2 separate regions of the Homo sapiens genome follow, and region 1 is linked to region 2. The links are chromatin contacts, found by Hi-C or POLR2A ChIA-PET in ENCODE. All regions are on one chromosome and are shown on one strand. The core of a region is the stretch at or near the end of the contact, and the rest is flanking DNA. Distances in the headings are between cores, read along the strand shown. Region 1 overlaps PRDM16 (PR/SET domain 16). Region 2 overlaps PRDM16 (PR/SET domain 16).

Region 1 (6,560 bases), core at 1,142-3,641, 87 kb before region 2:
GAAGGGGTGGTGGGGGAGGGGCTGCAGGGAGCTGCCCGAGTCCGCCTTCATGGCTGCAAAGCTCTCCAGCTTCTCTGTCATGGTCTCTATGGCTGACATCTGTAGGCATAAGAGTGGGAGGTTATGGACTCAGCTGACTCTCACCTGTCTTCAGGGGCACGCACTGCTGGGGGTTCTGTACAACAGCATATCTTAGGGTGCTCAGGTGGGCACTGGAAGCAATGGTCTCCTAGTATTTTCTTGGACCCTGGGTTGGATTTTTTCACCTTTCTGTAGTCAGCCCTGCTCTTGTCCTTCCCTGAGTCCCAGTCCCTCGTTTGTAGTTTAAGGTCTTTCCTGCAGGAGCTGAAACTGATCTTTAGCAACCAGCCTCACTGCCCGGTTTGGGCGGGACCTGAGTGATACAGGTAGCTGATGTTTATGATTACCCCTTATCTGACCCAGGCCGGCAAAATGCCCAGCTGACTTGACTCCTGGCCAGCACTTCTGGTTGGCTAGTTTGGGTTAAATGCAGAATTACATCTAGTTTAACATTAAAAAGTTTATTTTTTAGTCTTGAAAAATTACAATAGCAACCTGAATCTCCGTTTAAAGCATAGATTGTGGGCCTGCAGAACCACTGCCACCAAGTGGCAGCATGCCATAATTGCAGGCAAAGTACTAAGGAATTCAACAGCCTCTTTAAGACTTAAACCCACAAAGGAAATATTCAAAATAATAATGTGACATGTCACATGACACAGGGCAATTTGATATGGGCAACAGGAGCTGCCTCTCTGCTCCCTGGAGATGCCCAGGGCTTGCTCGATTAGGAGAGTGGAAGCATGGGATTGGTGGGCAGAGCTCTGATCAGAATCCCAGACTGTCCTGGCCCCACTGAGGTCTCTGACAATAGCGACAGGAGAGGGGAAGGGCTGGGCTGATGGAGCTGCTCAGTGTCAGCCCTGCCTCTCCCAGCTCCCCTTCTCTTTGAAGATTTGGAGCTGACCTCAGTGGAGAAGGAGATGGGCCACCCTGTGATATCTGCTGTGTGCCAGGCCCTGTAGGGGGCTGCACAGGGGCTGAAAAGGAAGAGTGTTCATCATCCCCTGAGGGGTAGCAAAAGGCAAAACAGGGAACAAACCCCGGGCCTCGGCACCACACACCCAGCCTGCTGAAGGTGGGGCCAGTGCTCCCAGGGCCCAATGCCTGACCCACAGGGCCCTCCAGACACCTTTGCTAAACAGGTATTTTCATAGCCTGCCTCCCCTGGGAGCTCCCAGAGAAGGGGATGAGGAGGGAGGGCAAGGGTGAGGCAGGAGCTGATACAGATGCAGAGGGAAGGGAGAGCTTGGGGTTCCCCAGGTGCTGGTGTCACTGGGAGGAACTGGCCAGGGTGCCGGTCCTTGGCACCCAGCCTCCACGGAATGGGTGTGGGGGTGAGGAGAAGGGCAGGTGAGGACCTGCGTCATCAAGGGGCTTCATATAGGGCTCGCTGCCTCTGGGCAATGCTCAGAGCCAGCTCCACAGAGGTGACCCGCCCATTTACAGCAAGACCCTAGCCCTGGCTGCCCACTAGCAAACAAAACTATCCCATCACGCGGCTGGGGTCTCTCAGAGTCCGAGTGCCGGGCATCTGGCACTCAGCTTTTCGGAGACCTGCTTGCCAGGGACTTATCCAGCTGCTGCTGGTAGGGAGCAGAGGGCTTTCTACAAATGCTTCCCAGAGACCACATGAGCCAGTGGTGGGGACGTTTTGCTATTTGGGGAACTGGTTACGATAAAAATACCCAGAAAGAAACGAACGAGTAGAAACTCGTGTCCGTCCACAGTGGCCAAGGCCTCCCCTCTGGCCCCTTCCAGCCCCACCCAGGCTGTGGGGGTCAGGCTTCTCCCGCCCCTGCGAGGCAGGCATGCTCTCATCCTGATGAGAACGAGTGATGAGCGATGGGCAGATGGAAGCTGCCTTGCTCCCTGAGCCATCAACTGGGCCTCACCAGCCCCTCCGCAGCCCGGAGCAGCAGGGCTGAGGTCTTTCCACAGGCATGGCCTCTTGGGCTTTGTCGAGGTCTTTAGTAACTGGCGCCTTCTGCCCAAGTGACAGCCCAACCTTAGACCATTTGGTGACTTATTAGTCATCTCTCTCTTCCCGCCCCCCACCTCCTGGCTCCGGGCTGCAGGGACAGGCAGCGGGGGTGGCAGGCCCGTGGGGGCAGCGGGCAGGAGGGACAATGGAAACTGCCCCCCGCTGGGCTCCCTTCCTCGGGCCTGGGTGGGCCTCTCCCGCCCGGCTTGCTCCGCCCGATCAGATATTCCCGGCCTCGCTCCCCGCACAAACAAACGCAGGATGCGCCTGGCTGGCTCGTGGCTCTTTCCAGCCCATCCCGAGGAAAATCAGGGGAAGTTATTAACCAAACTCCACGGCCCCGGGGAAACAATGGGAGGCGCTAAGTTTAGCTGTGAACTCAGCCTGGGCGCAGGTTTCACAAACCAGGTGGGGGGCCCGTCCACGGCGGGGAAGGCCGAGAAAGAGAACAATGCCCCGGTCTGGTCTGCAGTCTGTCAGGGCCAGGCCCACTGTGCGACCCTCAGGACCCTCCAGGTGCAGCCCATGGCGCTGCGGAAGGGGCCAGGCTCCCAGCAATGAGACCAAGTCAGTAGGGGACAGGAGGTCGGGAAGACTCTGCCCTGGCCATGCTGCCCACCTGCTATTTTGCTCCCAGGATGTGGCCTCAGGGGCAGGCAGGAGCACCTCCAGGCCTGGCAGGGTCTGCACCCACCTGTCTGGACTGGGGGGCTCTCTGGGTCTCTTTCCAGACCCCCTGCCCACCACCTCCCTGGGGCCTGGCTCCATGCCCCTCTCTGCATGCTCAGGCCCTTCCTCTCTTCCGGTCCATTTGAACATACTCAGGTCCTGTGCACCCCAGAGAGAGCGCCCACGCTGTGTCCTGGGCTGCCACCTGAGGCTGCTCCCCTCACTCACAATCCCTGCCCTCGCTCCTTCAGGCTCTGCCCACGACTCCAGTGAAGCTCCTTCTCCCTCCTGGAGCCCAGAGCCAGGGGTCAGAGAGGTCCCTGGGGTGGCCCTGTGAGGGTCACTCTCAGTCCTCAACCTCTCCAGCCTACAGTGACCTGAGGGGCCTCAGGGAGAGAATCCTCCTCTGCCTTTGAGGGCGTCTGTGCGTGGTATGGCCTGGACGGGGACTTAGGCTCCAGCCTGGCCACTGAGCCTCGACAGCCGGGAGATGGGGCCACTGGCGTGTGGGTTACAGGGCGCCCTGACCTGCACTGAGGACGTACCTGGGGGTGGAAGAGCAGCGGGGACGGCCGCAGGTACTTCTCCTTCAGGGCTCCCACGGGGTCTGTGACCTTCCGCTTTTCTACCCTGCTGGACAACAGCACAGAGGGTTACGTACCCCACCGAGCCGCCCGCCCCGCCGAGCCACCCGCTCCACAGAGCCGCCCACCCCGCCTGACCATATACCTGGCCAGTCACAAGGCCATGGTGTGGACCTCGCCGTGGCTGCCCCAACGCTCACCAGACTCCTCTGTGGGCCTTGGGGATGTCGGGAGCCCAGCCCACCTGCACCCCTAGACGGACCCTCCCTGTCACCACCTGCCCCTGAACACTCTCCCTCAGTGGTTCCCTCACACCTCCCATGCCTCCAAGGTCCCCTCGAGGGCCTTCAAAGACCCCTGGCTGCCAGCACCCCTGCAGGTCATGGGTGCTAAGTGCAGGCGGCTGGAGTTTTCTCTGAAGGCCCCGTGCACCCCGGCCTAACTGGCCGGTCAGCCCTGCATGAGTGGGGACCACTCTGAAGGGGGTCCCTGGACCTGCTCACAGCAGAGCGTGGCTCACACCAGAGGCTCAAGGCCTCCTCCGCTCCTTCTCTGACCCGGCCCCTGGCACGGGGTGTGCTGCCCGTGTGTGCTGATGAACGTGAGTGGCCAGCAGGTTTCTGTCCTGGGGAGGTCACCAGGGGCTTCCTGCAGCACCCAGACAGGGCCCTGTCTAAACACCCTCCAGGGCTGCTGGAGATTACAGTTCCAGAACCTTCCCCAGATGCCGGTGACAAGCCTGCTCACTGAATCACAATGCAAACCTCCTGTGGTAAACAGAGGCCGTGGGCAGGGCTATCCACTGACCCTCCTTTGGCCTGGTGGCTCTTGAAGGCAGCCTGCTCTTCTCTGTCTGCCTGGGTTCCCATAGTGAGGGTTAGATTTGGGAGCCTCTTTCCCATCACTGAGAGCGCTTTGGTAAACCTGCCACCCCGTTGCAAGACACAGCACCCCCAGCATGTCTATGACTGGCCGCTTTTGCTTTATTAGGACAGGACTTGCTCAGGGTCTCCTGCCTGTCTCCTTGCATGGCGAAGCGGGGAGCACAGGGACAGGTGCTGGTGGGGGTAGGACCCCCTCCCCAAGCCTAGCCCTGCTCTTCCAACCCACCTGCATTCTAGGGAGGGGCAAACCTGTCCAGAAATTAGGGAGTGGCATTAAACTCGCCTTTCCCCAAGAGAGGCATCAGAGACACAGGACACTGGTGCCTAGAAAACCCTCCAATGCTTGCTTCATCCCTCGCCTCCTCCTCCCCTCCAAGGACCACTGGCTCCTTCTCTGATTCCCCCGGGGCCCCCAGAAAGACACCCCCTCCCCATTCCCCCTGCCGCTGTGGCTCCAGGGGCAGGAGCGCACCAGGAGGGGCAGGAAGCACTCAGCCCAGGCCCCTCTGACTTCTGCAGGTAGAGGCTGGGGAGAGCTAGACCAGAGACGACAGCTGGAGAGAGGGGTGGGGAAGGGTGTGGGTTGGGGTGGGGGGTGGGGTTACTGGGGATAGGAGGCGCTCGAGGCCAGCAGTGTGATGTCTGAGTGGTCATCGGTGCAAGCAAACTGCACGTGTCCAGGAGCACCCGTCCTGGCCTCCCAAACACGGCCCGGGCCAGGCACCTAGCTTAGGAGCAGCCAAGCCAGGCATCCCTCCTGAGGGGTGCAGACCCCCCCAAGAACAGGGGCATCTTCCTGAAGTCAGCAAAGGCCGGGGGACGACCTTGGAGGAGCTTGAAAGAGACACCACCATGCACTGAGCCCGCCCAGCACCGCCGCGGCCCCGCCCCAGGGAGAGCCAGTGAGGCTGGGGTGCTGAATACCTGTAGATGGGGTCCATGAAGAAGGGCGAGGGCTTGGCGTAGTGGAGCGGGGGCTGCTGGGGCATCCGCGCCGGGCACACCTGGGGCAGCCCCTCGCCGGCGCCCAGCTTGCGTTCCCCATAGACGTGGTTCTTGCGGGGCTCCCGCCCGCCGCCGTTTTGGCTGGCACGGGCCCGGCTGCCGATGCTCAGGTCCAGCGGCTGCTCCTCGCCGGATGCGGGGGCCGAGGGGCCCTTGGGCATGGGCAGGATGGGCTTCACGTCTTTGGGCTTGGTGGTGAGATCAAAGGGGCACTCGGCACTGGGGCCGCCCACCTTGAGGGCGTCCCGGGGTGACTTTGGCTCGGCCTTGACCAGCAAGTTGTGGGCGAGGGCTCGGTCCGTGAAGGGGTAAAGGGAGTGGGGGAAGTTGGGCAGGAACTGGAAGGGGAACGCCGAGTGGTAGGGGAGCGAGCCCAGCTTCTTCTCCTGCATCCCCATGAAGCCGGGGCCAAAGTACTTCTCGGCAATGGATGCGATGGCCTTGATGGAGTCCCCGGCGGCGCCCGTTGCAGTCAGCAGCTGCTCGTCGGGTGGCGGGAAGAATGAGTGCTGGGAATAGAAGACAGGCACCTCGGCCACGCTGTTCGGGGCCCCCGGGGGCGCCAAGCCGCCCCCAAACTTGGGCTGGCCCTCGGCGGACTTGCCCTTGCCCTTGTCCTTGTCAGGGTCGCTGTCCACGTCGCTGTCCAGGTCCGAGCCCGTCCCCGTGGTCGTGTCCAGGTCGGTCCCCGTGGTGGTGTTGACGTCCTCAAAGTCACTGCCGTCCGACATGTCGCTGCTCCTGGTCTTCAGCTTCTCCACACAGGAGTCCTCCAGGCGGCTCTCGAACTTCTCCTCGGGCCCCGCAGCTGCCGTCGTGCCCTGGCTGCTGTTGCTGACGGCGGAGACCAGGGGCAGGGCTGGGTTCCCCAGGGGACTGGGGAGCTTGGCGTCCTGGGTGTGGTTCAGGGGGCTCTTGAGCAGCGATGTGGGAGGTAGCAGAGGCGGCCGGGGGTACAAGGATGGAGGGAAGATGCCCGGGAAGCCGGGGGTGAGTGCGGGGAACGTGGGAGGCGCCGTGGAGAAGGGCAGGCTCCCCGGGTGCGGCCTGGAGGGAAAGTACTCGTTGAAGCCCAGGCTGGCGTGATTGAGGCTGGGGGAGGGTTTTGCCTTGTCCATCATGGGGCTGGGGGTCAAGGGCAGGCCCGGGGCAAAGATGCCGCCCGGCGTGTAATGGTTCTTGCCCTCGCAGAAGCGCCGGTGCTTGTTGAGGGAGGAGGTAGTGCTGAACATCTGGCCACAGTCCTTGCACTTGATCTGCGTGCGGCAGTCGGCGTGCATCCGCTTGTGCCGGCACAGGTTGGAGAACTGCGTGTAGGACTTGTGGCAGACCTCACCTAAAACATCAGCAGAA
Region 2 (6,156 bases), core at 2,818-5,317:
ACGGCCTCCCCCAGCCCCGAGCCCCCCACTGCCCACACCACCCCGACATTAGAGGCCTGGGGATTACTCGCCTAATCCAGCTCCCGCTGTAACAACAGGGCTGCCTAATTGAAACGTATGAGAAACAATTAAGAGTAATTGGAATCAATTAATAGATGATTTTCTCGGAAGCGAGTACACAGCGCGTGGCAGAATCTCATTACCACTTCCCAGTGCACGCACCTCCCATATCAGGCCAGCCTGGAAAGAGGTGAGCGCATTGTCAGGAAAGTGGGAGATGCGGAGCCTGAAAATGGGGCTGAAGGCCATGGCAGGAGGGTCGGGGGCTTGGCCAGACAGAGGTGGGGGACCCACGGGTGCTTCGGAGCAGGGAGCCTGGCAGGGTGGGACCTCCAAGCCCGTCCCCTGTTCAGGAATGCACACCCAGTCCCAGGGCCAGAGTCTATGTTTTAGGGGCATGATAGAGCCACTGCCTGGGCAGAGAGGTGACCCTCCCTCATCCTGAGAGGTGGAGATGTCTGTGTCATGAGCCCGGAGTCCCTGAGGCCCCCCGGGGCTGTGTGCAGATCTGGCCACAGACGGGGCCGGGCCACAGCTCACAGCCATTCCACCCGAGCGGGGAGCCTACTAACAAGGGGTTGCTTAACCCACAGCAGAGCCACGGTGAGCCCAGGACGCAGCCCAGGAGCCCTGGGTCCGGGTGCCAGGCAACGGGGAGGAAGGCTGTTCTCTGCCCATTCCCACAGAAGGGGCTGTCAGCGGCCCTGGGCACCAGGATTCCTCTGGGCAGCAAATTAGAGGATTTGGACGAATGTGTTTCCTTTCCGGGATCTGGCTCCTTGAAGAACGAGGCTCAGAGAAGTCCCTCCTGGCAGCCCCCGTCCCATGTGTGTCCCTTTGTAGTAGTTACTCAGCCTGGAAGTGGAGCCTGGGCTATTCGCTCATCTGTTCATTCATTCATTCATTCATTCAACAAACGTGCTTTGAACCCCTCTGTACCTGGGGTCCTGATCTGGGGGATTCCCTGGTGGGCTGTGTTCTCTGCAGAGAGGGTCCATTCATCAATGGACTCGGGGATGAAGGGGGTTGCTAGGAATGCCCCCCACCTCCAAGTGTGCCGGGGGGGGGCTGCCTTTCTCCAGACTCCCAGTATGCGCCCCCCCCAGGCTGGCAGGGGGAAGGGGCAGTGGAGAAGTTGCGCAGCTTCCCCCCTGCAATCCACAGGTGATCAAAGCCCACCCAAGTGCTGGAGGTATGGAGGCCAGGGCAGAGGAAGGCCCCCTCCCAGGCCGAAGGGCAGGAGCAGCTTGCAGGGCTGAGTGGGCTGGCGGCCCCTCCCTTGGCCCCTGGAGCCCGGGTGGGCGGTGGGGCCTGTCAATGTGGGGTTTAGCGGGGCCTTATCAGATGGAATTGCTGCTATTCTCCGCATTCAGGCCCACTTCCTGTGAGCTGAAAGCCAGGCCCTTATCTCCTCACCCCCTGACCCTGGCAGGCACACTCCAGGTGGCTCCGATTTCTGCCCCAGAGCAGCAGGTGAGAAAGTCTCTGGCTGGAGGCAGAGGGAGGAGGGCCCTGAGGGCAGCTCGGGCCTGTATGAACCAGGGGCACCTCCACTCGGCCAGAGATCCAAGGTTTCTGGGGTCTGACTCGCCCTCGCTTAGGAGGCTCTGTCGTGATGACTGCAAGAGCTTCTCAAAAACCCACCCTCCCCAACAACCTCTCTGGGCTGTTTGTTCTGCCATTGGACTGGCAAGTGGGTCCTGAGGCTGTGGGGCAGATATTGCCTTGGGATTTGAGGTGGAGGCACAAGGGTGTGTCTGAGACCCCAGGATTAGAAAAGTGGCCCCTGCTGAGGCAGCAGCCAGGCAGCCCCCGCTGAGCTGAGAGGGGATGTGGTGGGGATGCCTAGGGAGCGAGGGGCAGATGGGAAGAAGAGCAGAAGAGAATGGGCGCCATGTGAGGCCTCTGCTCTCTGTTCAGGGCCACTGTCATTGGCATTATTTTGTCCCTGCATTCTTACAAGGCCACCAGAGAAGGCCTTGAGCGGACGCCTTGCCAAGTGACAATTAAAGGATGAAGACTTAGACACAAAAAGCATCTCCAATTTCCAATTTCAGTTTCTGAAGAGTCCGGGGCCTCCTGCTCTGTCTGCCAGCCAGGGCCTCCCTGCTGAGCTCTCAGAAGTGTTTGGGTCTGAGGCCCACCCAGCCTCATTCCCCGCCTCTAGCTTTGCTGCTCGGCTCTGGCCAGGCGAGAGTTAAACTCCACCATTTGATTTGACAAGCCCAAGGTGAAGTGGGTGACCAGAAGTCTCAAAGGCATCCTTAACCCCTCTTGGCGGAGGGCTCTGCTGCTGTTCTCTGGGCAGACTCTGCCATCATCACTTGTGATCGCAATCAGAGCCCTGGCAGAGGACCTGCATTCTTAAAGGGACAGTGATCTCCAAGCCTCCTTCCAGAGACAACTGTCCTTTCCCCTGACCCACCTCCTGGGTGCACTTCTTCCCAGCTGGCGGGACTCGGCTCAGCCCAACACAAGCTCAGCCATGGGCACCTGTGGGTAAGGCAGGGACTGCATGGGAGGCCGGAGAACACAGCCCACCATAACCAGTGGGTGGCAGTGGGGGCCTCTCCCAGGCGTGCCCCTCTCTCCAGAAGCCGCACGGCCTGGGGTGCCCCTGCCCACTCTCCTGTGAATGTTTTTCTTCCCACAGCCAGAATCACACTCAACTCATTGGGCCAGGCAGCTGGAAGAGAGGGGTGTGAAGGCTCGCCCTGGGCTGGAGGGCTCTGGCACCTGTGGGGCCAGCTCCTTGTGAGCCCATAGCCCCTTCCTCTGCCTGGTTTTCCTGTGATGATGATGAGGTCAGGACGCCTCTAGAGAGTGTGCCCCACGGTCCTCCTGTTAAGTTACTAAGTGTTGCTGCAAACCCCTCGGCCCCCGACACTACAGCCTGGGAGACAGCTTGGGCCTCTCCCTCCTGGCTCTGTCCGGGGATCCCATTAATTCCATTCCTGCAAAACTGGATAGCGAGACACAGTCGGGAAGGGGTGGGGGGTGGTGGGTTGGAGGGGTCCTACCCGGATGCTTGACCCCTCAGATGAAGAAGTGGGAGGAAAGGCCCCCAGCCCCCCAACTCCAAGCATTTCTGCCTCCTGCCCTAGCACCATCTGGAACGCCACCACGAACACCACCATGCCCGCTGGGCAGCTGTGCCTGGCCCAAGGCTGCTGGTCAGTGCTGCTTCCTACCTACAACTGCTGGGACAGGATGTGGTTGGTGCCTTCCCTGGGCAGTTTGGGAGGCCCTTGGGGGCAGAGGTGGTGAGTGGAAGAGGGGTCCAGGGGCCACAAGTTTCCTAGGAGGGGCCCAGGGAGAAGGCGCCCATTCCTCGCCTGGGGGGAAAGGGTCTGGCTGGGCCCCTGTTCTCCTCTGGCCTGGGAGGGGCTGGGGAGTTCCCTACCCGCCAGCATTGGTGCCCTCCCCCGGCAGGCCCCTGTGGATGCTGGGCTTCACGGTCTCACTGAATCTGAACGGGGGGTCCAGGGCGTGGGCATTGGCTTCTGTGTCTCACCTTTTACGTAGGAAATGGAGGCGCAGAGGGTCGGACAATGGCCCAAACCCAAGCCCCCACCTGGCTGCAGATTCTGCGTATGAGCTGCGTGAGCTGCTCCATGTGCCAGAGTCCTCACCAGGCACTGATGCCCGAGCCAAGTCTCTGGAGCCCTGGGGGGTCTCCTTCCTGGGTCTGATAAAACAGACTCCTGGCCCGAAAGCATCTGTTCAGGCCTCTGTTCTAGGGGAGACAGCTGTACCCTCTGATGGGAGCCGCATCCACTGCAGCAGCCCAGACAGGACCCCTCGGCTGGCAGCACAGGGCCCCGTGCCCTTTGAACCCACAGGGTCTCCGCCTGCTTCCCACCTGCTTTCCTAAGAGCCCCGGCTGCCAGGCGAGTGACGAAAGCTCCGCGCATGCTGCTAGACCTCCCCCAGGAAGGCTGACACAGGCAGGGCCCTGTCATCAAAGCCCCTGGCCCACGACCAAGGAGATAGCTCTGGTTGTCACTGTTGTCTACTGGGCAGAGGCAGAGATGTTGTGAGCACCCCCCACTGCACAGAACAGCTCCCCACAACAGAATTATCTGACCACAAATGTCAGCAGTTTCAAGATTAAGAAACCTGACCAGGGAACAAGTCCCTCAGTCACAACAGCTGGGGGTGTGGACAGGGCTGTGGTGCCTGGGGACAGGGGGCATCTTGGAGCTTCTCGCAGGCCTGGCTAGTTCCCCACTTGGCCCGGCAGGGGCCTCGCCTCTGGGACCCCAACGCCTAGCACATCCAGCTTCCTGGAGGCCCCAGCCCGAGTCCCCCAGGTCTTCCCTCCTGTGGGGGATTCCGGTCCCCAGAGACTCCTGCTCCTTTTCCCAAGGGGTCTCTGAGAAAACCCAGCATTTTCCAACTTGTTTGCTTGTGTGAACTTGTATTTCTGTGCTGTGGGTGAGGTCACACACTCTGGGCCGCTGAACCCCATCTGTGGAATGGGGGTAACAGTGGCCTTGGCTTCCCAGGGCACTGCCAGCATCAGCCAGTGCTGGGGGGCAGGCGAGGGGCCTCCTGAGGCTCTGGGACCCCCATGTGGGGTTACTGTGAATCTCTTGAGGTCTCCCCTGCAGGTGGGTGGGGGCCAAGTGCAGTGGTGGCGCTTTGAGTGGGCCTTGGCATCCCCTCTAGTACCCGCACGCCATCATCCACTGTGCCCATCCCTGCCACTGTAACCTCCGCCTCCAAGAAAAGGCTCAGCTTCTGGCCCAGATGTCATGGGCGGCAGCCATGTGCAGCGGCTGATACGCTCTGCATCAGTAACCAGATCAGTGCTGGGGTCAAATAACTTTCTGCCGGGCAACAGAATCCCTGCCCGGGGCCGCCGCCGTTGTTGGTCCTGACCGTGGGATGAGCGTTGAAAGACAACGCCTCTGGGTGGGCCTGGGAGGGCAGGGCGGGGGCTGAGGGGCTGTTGGGACTGGGTGTCCACATCTAAGGGAGGCAGAGGGGGCAGGACCCCCCGAGGGCTGCTGCAGAGCTCCAGGCTTCTCCTTGGAAACAGCCTCTCCAGCCGGCCTGTGGTGCCGCCTCCTCCAGCAAAGACCTCACAGGCAGAGTTCTGCATGGGGCGGCCACACCTGGATTTGGGCTATTTTGTCTCCAGAGTCTTAAAAGGCCACCAGAGAAGGTCTTGAGGGGGTGCCCTGCCAAGTGACAATTCAGAATAAAAAAAGATGCAGTCTCAGACACAAAAAGTGTTTCCACTTCCCAATGTTAGTTTTGAAGAGCCTGGGGCCTCCTCGCCTTGCCTGCAGGCTGGGCTGACCGAGGAGCTCCCAGAGGTGTTCAGGGTCTGAGGTCCACCCAGCCCCGCTCCAGGCCCTGTGCGTGGGCTCCTCCCAGGGCAGGCGTCTGGGGGCCCTCACAGCCAGGCGGGGCCTGAAAGCTGATTCCTGTAGAGGGATTTTCCCTCAGAGACAGAGGAGACATTGTGCCTAGTGAGGCTGAGCATGGCCCAGTGGGGGCAGGAGCCCACCTTCTCTGTTCCTGACCCTGAGACAAAGCGGCCTCCCCCTGCTGTCAGGCCACGCGGCGGCTGGTGGGGGGCTTGGGAGCCAGAACGCTCCAGAGAGACGACTGCCAGAGGCCTGAAAGCCACTGCCTGTGGTGGCCACTGCTTCGAGACCTCCTTCCTCCAGATGGAGGCCCTGTTCCCCGCTCCTCTAATCAGCCCTCAGGGAGGTGGTGCACTCATGAAAATGGGCATAGGGCTGGGTGCGGGCGGTCATCCTGAGGTGCCAAAGGGGAGGGGATGGGTCACCTCTGCCATCACCCTTGGTTGACCTCCAGGCCAGGTCGGATTCCAGGGTCAGCTCCCACCAAGTCTGGCATCCTCAAACACAAGCCCTTCCTAGGGCTGACCATGGCCCCTGCAGCAAGCTGAATCATGCTCCTCCTAAAATTCATGCCCTCACAGAACCTAAAAGGTGATCTTTTCTGGAAAAAGCATCTTTGCAGATGCAAATTAATTGACATAAGGTCACATGGAATCAGGATGGGCTCTGAACAAGGAAGTAGGGTGTCTTTATAAGAAGACACACAGGGAAGTGCTCA

The links. A loop is a pair of places that touch in the nucleus more often than their neighbours do. ChIA-PET counts read pairs that join two places held with the same protein, here RNA polymerase II (POLR2A). Pooled maps may share reads with other maps.
Region 1: a loop to region 2 is called in a map of heart left ventricle, with 3 times the contacts of the local background. The contact joins two enhancer-like sites. A Hi-C loop is called at or near these places in 6 of 168 maps with a recorded cell type or tissue (aorta, astrocyte of the cerebellum, endothelial cell of hepatic sinusoid and 1 more) and 7 of 50 pooled maps. POLR2A ChIA-PET finds 5 or more read pairs at or near these places in 2 of 52 experiments (AG04449 and AG04450).

Annotation. Positions count from the first base shown.
Region 1 is chr1:3,411,367-3,417,926 of GRCh38, reverse strand. It overlaps PRDM16 (PR/SET domain 16), which reads right to left. Exons shown (of 17, transcript NM_022114.4): 9 at 5,127-6,543; 10 at 3,280-3,367; 11 at 1-99. Among named protein-coding and RNA genes, the nearest start is that of ARHGEF16, 40 kb to the left of the region's middle. RefSeq lists enhancers at 1,419-2,114, 2,115-2,811. Within about 2 kb of position 2,391, at least 3 of the 41 ENCODE cell types and tissues checked have a DNase peak (open chromatin) inside an H3K27ac peak, as active enhancers do.
Region 2 is chr1:3,326,267-3,332,422 of GRCh38, reverse strand. The region is part of intron 3 of PRDM16 (PR/SET domain 16); the gene reads right to left. Among named protein-coding and RNA genes, the nearest start is that of ARHGEF16, 130 kb to the left of the region's middle. RefSeq lists an enhancer at 1,431-2,108. Within about 2 kb of position 4,067, at least 3 of the 41 ENCODE cell types and tissues checked have a DNase peak (open chromatin) inside an H3K27ac peak, as active enhancers do.